Linked DNA regions of Homo sapiens: region 2 is linked to region 1. A link is a loop called in an ENCODE intact Hi-C map of the cell type or tissue named here. Cell type or tissue: endothelial cell of umbilical vein. All regions are shown on one strand. Links, peaks and the distances in the headings refer to the core of each region. The heading gives the core; the rest is flanking DNA. Region 1 overlaps ONECUT2 (one cut homeobox 2). Region 2 overlaps WDR7 (WD repeat domain 7).

Region 1 (2,810 bases), core at 199-2,698:
AAGCCACCAGTTTGCTTCATTAAGATTGGTTCACTTAAAAGCAGTGATGTTGCCACAATTATTTTGGTTCATTTGTAGCAAATCAGAAAAAGGATTCTCCCCAGAAATGCAATATTTTGGACTCTGTATATGAGCATAAACACTGAAGTCACTTGAAAAGAGAGAGGATTTGGAGTTTTTGTGTTCTGCTGGATGTGGGAAGCAACGGGTAGAACTTTTGTTGTGGAGCAGAGTAGACGCAATAGGAATTGCCAGATATTGCTCAGTATCCCTCTTGCTTGTAGATATGAAAATGTAAGTCTCATTTGCCTCCAGAACCATCGGCACAATCCATTTCATTTCTTCCCTGATCCTTTTTTCCTGTCTAAATAACATCCATTTGTGATTTTTTTCAACACGGTACATGACCTGTTTCTAATTGGCTATCTCTTGGGTTGTTTTTGTACATTCATGTTTGTTTTATGTGATTGAAAAATATTAATGATTTCGTAGGTGAGCTAATGTATTTATCTGCTGAGCGAGTTCAAAGGGCAGAGTTCAGCTATGGTTCAGGTTAATTGAACAGGAAGCAGTGAGCTCTCCAGGCTGTGTTGAACAAGGGATCAGTCCCTTAAAATATCACACTCAGCAAACACAATTTCACTGTCTTCATCCTAGAGTCTGATGTAAAAGGCTCAGATCAACTTGGATCACTTGTTTAAAAAACCAAAGCAAAGCACAGTAACTGCAGCAATACCCTGGAGTCCCCCTCGGGGAAGAAGAGTTTTCTCATTGGCTAATTGCTTTATTGGTAGCACTGACCTGCAGAGCAGCTGCAGGAGCCTGGATGAAGGCTTAGGCCTCAGAATAATGTGCTCCATTAGAACAGGGCAAGGCATTTTTTGTTTACTCAATTGGAGCTCCCTGCAAAGTGCCATTAACCCCGGCCCAACTGCTTGTGTGCTGCAAAAGCCAAAGGTCACGCCAGTCAGTCTGTAGGCATAGCAGCTCTGCCCTGGTAGGAAGGTTGGGGTCGCATCCTGCTGGCACTGCCCTCCCAGGGGCTCGGGCCAGCCCTCTGGGCCCTTTCCAGAGTTTTGACTAAAGCAAGCAATTGCACAACTTGTTTACATTTCCCAACTGCTGAATCATGTTTTGATGATTAAACAGTTTTGATCTGAGCACCATCAATCACACACATACAGAAAATCCCCCCACTGCCCCTCTATTTTCTATTTATGTTCTCTTCATTACTGTGCATTACAGTAAACAGAATTGTGCAAACGGTGCTTTTAGCAGGAATATAGTTCTGATAAGTGCTTGGATCAAGGGGAAGACAGACCTCCAAACATGGCTGGGGGGCTGTTTGGTGGAAGAAAGGTTTCAAGTGGAGTCGGGGAGCACAGTCAGGGCTTCCACCGCCAGCAGGTGAACTAGAGTGCCACCTGCCGGGAGTCTTCTAACTGCACTAAGCCCTGCACCTTCCACAAGGTCCAAGCCCCTTCCTTCACTTTGTTCCTAATATCCTTGTCCCCATTCCCCACCCTGCAGATCACTACCCATGCAAGCATTATCTTCCTAGAAGTAGCTTAAAGGGCTTTTTCCTGGTCCTTTGAAACTGTAACCTCTGCCTCTTCTAATTCATTGCCAAGGAGAAATCAACAGTTCTGCTGTCATAGGTGAGGTGATTTGCCCATCCTGCACATTGAGGTAATAGTCTCCTGCTTAGTTGGACTGTGCTTGGGGGAAGAGAAGCAAAGAAAGCAAAAAATAGCCGTGGGAGGGAAAACGAATGATTATGTGTGGAAGAAAAATGGCTCCGTTGATTGTGCCAGTGAGGGCTGTGCCAACTGTAAGGTGTTCTGCAAAGATAAAATATTGTACAAAGGAGAGAGGATGGGAGAGAATTAGCATCTACAGGGAGGACATCGAGAAAGAGATATGCCAAATCAGCAAACTCGAGTTTAGGCTTTGTGAAATCCCCTGGAAAGAGAAAAAGTGAACCAGCCGTTTTGCAATTGCAAAGAAGTGAGCCAGTGAGCTAGACTTCGAGCCAGACTGTGGAGCTGGCTGTAGCTCTGTGGGTGGCAGCTATTTCCACACTTGCTTCACATGGACCCCTGCCTGGAGCCCCTGGTAGCAGAGCGCCTGTGGGTGGGTTGCTGCCTCCACGCCCCGGCGCAGGCTTCAGCACCACGAACAGCGCCATGGAGGAACGCTGTTTGAGCGAATTGGAGATGGACCCTCTACTGCGGTTAAATCCAGGCAAGAGCCTGACCAGTATCTCCAGCTCTGTAGGTCTCAGCGCCCCAGTGCAGGGCCTCATATTTTCCTCTGGAGCCCTGTGGCTTTTCAGCTCTCTGTGTGAGATCAGCGATAATAAAGGGAAGAGGAGGCGGCATCTGGGTGAGAAGACAAAAGATGCTGAAAGACTTTCCCTCTGAAGAGGAAGAGCATTACCACCGCTGGGGGGCGGGGGATTGAACTATTTTTCTCCATGTTGCTGCCTTCTGCAGGCATGATTGCCACCCTCAACGGGATGTTTTAGATTTAGGATTTCCTTTCAAGTGTTACTGTCTGCCTGCCCCCACGCCCCACCCCCCAGGTATACACAAACGGATGCTTTTGTTTCCCCAGATGCATGCTCCTGATTTTTGAAAGCATGACTTTTATTATATTAAACAATATTCTCACATTATAGCAGCAGTAATGTCACAAGGAGAACCAACTGTGGAGCATCACCACCTTCGATAAATCTAGAAACTGGATTTGATTTCTTGAGAGTCTAGTGATGAGGCTCTTTTTAATGAAAACCTTGCCACTGCTTCTGT
Region 2 (2,810 bases), core at 161-2,660, 660 kb before region 1:
CTTCCTCCTCTTTTTTATTGTCTAGTAATTGTTACCAATTTTTATTGCTATTGGGCTGCTACCTTTCACCTTTAGCAGCTTTTACCCTGATTTCGAATTTACTGTTTCTAGTGTTGTAGGGGTGTGGATGCCAGGCAACCAAGCTTGAGTTAAATGTAAAATAAGAGTAAACTGGCTAAGAATAAGAGCTCTCTGATAAAAATATACCTAAGCTTTAGGTAAGCACCCTGTGCTGTCCCTCTTGGTTCCTCACTTTCTGCTTGCTGGACTACTTTCCTATCTCCTTTGTGGTATTCTGGATGTCTTTTCTTTTTGAGCAAGAGTATTCTAATTGGTGAAAGAACGGGAAAGTTACTCATGAAGAACTCAATAATTCTAAAATACCCCTTTTGTAATGCCTGTTTTATGAACCAGCTAAAACTAAAGGATGAGGTTTCTTCAAAAATATTTGTAATAGTTGTCTTATAGTGTTCACAAAGCCAATTGGAAATGATTATGCATTGTGATTAGAAGGGGAAGTACTAAATTATGACTGAGTGATATATATGAAAACTACTTCTGTGTGATACTTTATATTGTGAGGCAGAAAGAGTTTGTCTAAGACAAACTATATTATGCAAAGCACACTGTATCCGTAGTGTATCTGTTTGCAGTGTTTCATTGGGACCTGAGAGATTTGTTCCTCTTTTTTCTTCCAGAGAGTCAGAGCTATTGAGCTTAATTTTAAGCGCTCTAGACTGATCACGTATTTAGCAGCATTAAACTGTTCTACTTATCTATATTTGGCCACTAACCTAATGGAATAACAATGGAATTTGTTCTTAATCAGTCATGACTATCTAAAAGGGAAATTCGTTCCATGTGACTTGGGTTCTTTGAGTTAACATTTAATATTCTCGTGAGTTTTCTTTTATCTTTTTAATAAGTCTTGAACATTAGTCAAGTGGCAAATTAAAAATGAAAGTATTCTTGGATGGATTGGTTATTTAGACTTTACTTCTAAGTAATAAACAGAAAATTCCCTGTTATCAAGTTAATTCTGTATGTTAGGAGCTCCGCAGGATGAAGTCACTTCCTGCTACCAGGGAACTCCTCCGCACAAGCGGTCCTCTAACAATGGAGCCAACAGCCTGCGCTCAGGATGTCAGTAGAAACCCCATGACAGTTTGCCATTTTGTGGAACAAAGCAAGGAGTGAAGCATGTGGAAATTCAATCACATGTCCCTTGTATAGCAGTGAGGAGATGGGGGAGTCCATCCAGTGTGATTTTCACCTGCCTCTCTCTCTCTCATCCCACTTAGGCCCCTGAGGCAAAACTGCTGGGCTTGAAAGGCTTTGAAATAACTTTAGATCTTTCTTCATGTCCCCCTTTTCTCATTCACAAGTCTCTCCCTATCTTTATACCTTCAGTGCAGAAATTCATTACCTCTCCTATAGTTGTAGTTGGTGGCAAGGCCCCTAGGAGGCGTAGCTGACTTTCTTAGAGGTGTTCACTTACCATCTGCTTTAAGAAGTTGTACATACTTAAGTCTAAGAGGACTGTTTTATAAAAGAAAACACTCATTCAGCCTGTGACACATTCATTTTAAAAAATGGTGTTCAAATGGAAATGCCTGATATACCTTTAGCTGAGATTCTAGTGGCCTTTGCTATAATAAATGACCTAATATTAGTTTCTGTGAAGAGTACAATATTGATTTGTGCCATTATTCTGTAGCTGATTTGCTGAAGAACAAAAATTTATAATGCTAATGGAAATAAAGTACTTTACAAAACACTGCACATGAATACCGGAACGTGTCTTTGTAATAGAACAAGTGTCTCGTAAGCTTTTAAATATAAATTTTCTTTATTCTAGCACATGGTATTCCAGTACAGATACTCAGAGTCATGTCCAACTTGTTTTTATAGAGCAAAAAGCTGAGTTGATAATCTTGTGATGTTTTACCACTTAGACACTGAATATGCATATAGAAATCCAATTTTGATTGGATTGTGAGGCATTTATAATTTTGTACCCTGTTTCTGATTTTCTTATCTCTTTATGTTGATTGGATGGTATGTGTATTTGCCTTGTTTTTTTGTTTGGCCTTGTGATCTGCATATGACAGAATAGATCTTACGGATTGGAAGGAAAACAGTAATTTAAAGTCATTGCAAGAAAATTATATTAACCTATTTTACCTGTAATATTTTTATTATATTAGCTAATGATAGATTTTGTTCTAGTATTGTTTATAAATTCTGGGATTAAAATGATCAAATTATACCTAAATATCTTGCTTAATCCATTCTTTCTCTTCCTGCTTTTTTTTGTGGGGGAAGTATGGTATTTTATATTTTATTTTTCCTTAGTGATATTGTCCTAATGATATATTACATCTGCTATCTGTTTTTATTAACCAGATTTTGATACAAATATGTATTTTAAATATGTTTTAATATTTATAAATGGTTTCATCGTGCATGACATTTGCAGACTTGGTTAATATTTTAGCACCTCTAGTACACAAACATAAAGAAAAATTTTTTTTTTATTTGTTTGAGCACCTGAATTGACCCCAGCAAGATTGAGATTGATCTGGTTTCTTTCAGCCTGTTAAATGCCAACCCAGTCATCTGTAACAGTACTTAGTGTTTTTGTAATTTTTCTGTACAAATTTTCTGTGTTTGTTCTGTAAAACTTACCTATCACTTGAAAATATTTTCCTTGATTTAGAGATGAAAATAACCACAACCACTTATTTTATTGCTTGTTTTAAAAAATTGTTTTGACAGTCAATGTCCATGCTATAATCACAGGGTTTTTG

What was found. Hi-C counts contacts between places; a loop is a spot of excess contacts. Peaks named below come from ENCODE experiments on the same cell type or tissue, not always from the same donor. Only the 100,000 strongest peaks of a DNase experiment are listed, where the experiment ranks them.
Region 2: a loop joins it to region 1, with 12 times the contacts of the local background. A loop is called at or near these places in 8 of 110 quality-filtered maps.

The regions. Positions count from the first base shown.
Region 1 is chr18:57,445,114-57,447,923 of GRCh38, forward strand. All of the region lies in intron 1 of ONECUT2 (one cut homeobox 2), which reads left to right. Among named protein-coding and RNA genes, the nearest start is that of ONECUT2, 11 kb to the left of the region's middle. RefSeq lists enhancers at 944-1,238, 1,037-1,181 and a cis regulatory region at 1,104-1,115. In endothelial cell of umbilical vein, for the core only: a CTCF peak has its summit at 1,465 (motif pointing left); no DNase peak of the experiment used is centred there.
Region 2 is chr18:56,788,336-56,791,145 of GRCh38, forward strand. The region is part of intron 19 of WDR7 (WD repeat domain 7); the gene reads left to right. Among named protein-coding and RNA genes, the nearest start is that of WDR7, 140 kb to the left of the region's middle. In endothelial cell of umbilical vein, for the core only: a CTCF peak has its summit at 1,441; a DNase peak (open chromatin) is centred at 986; H3K27ac peaks cover 1,595 bases.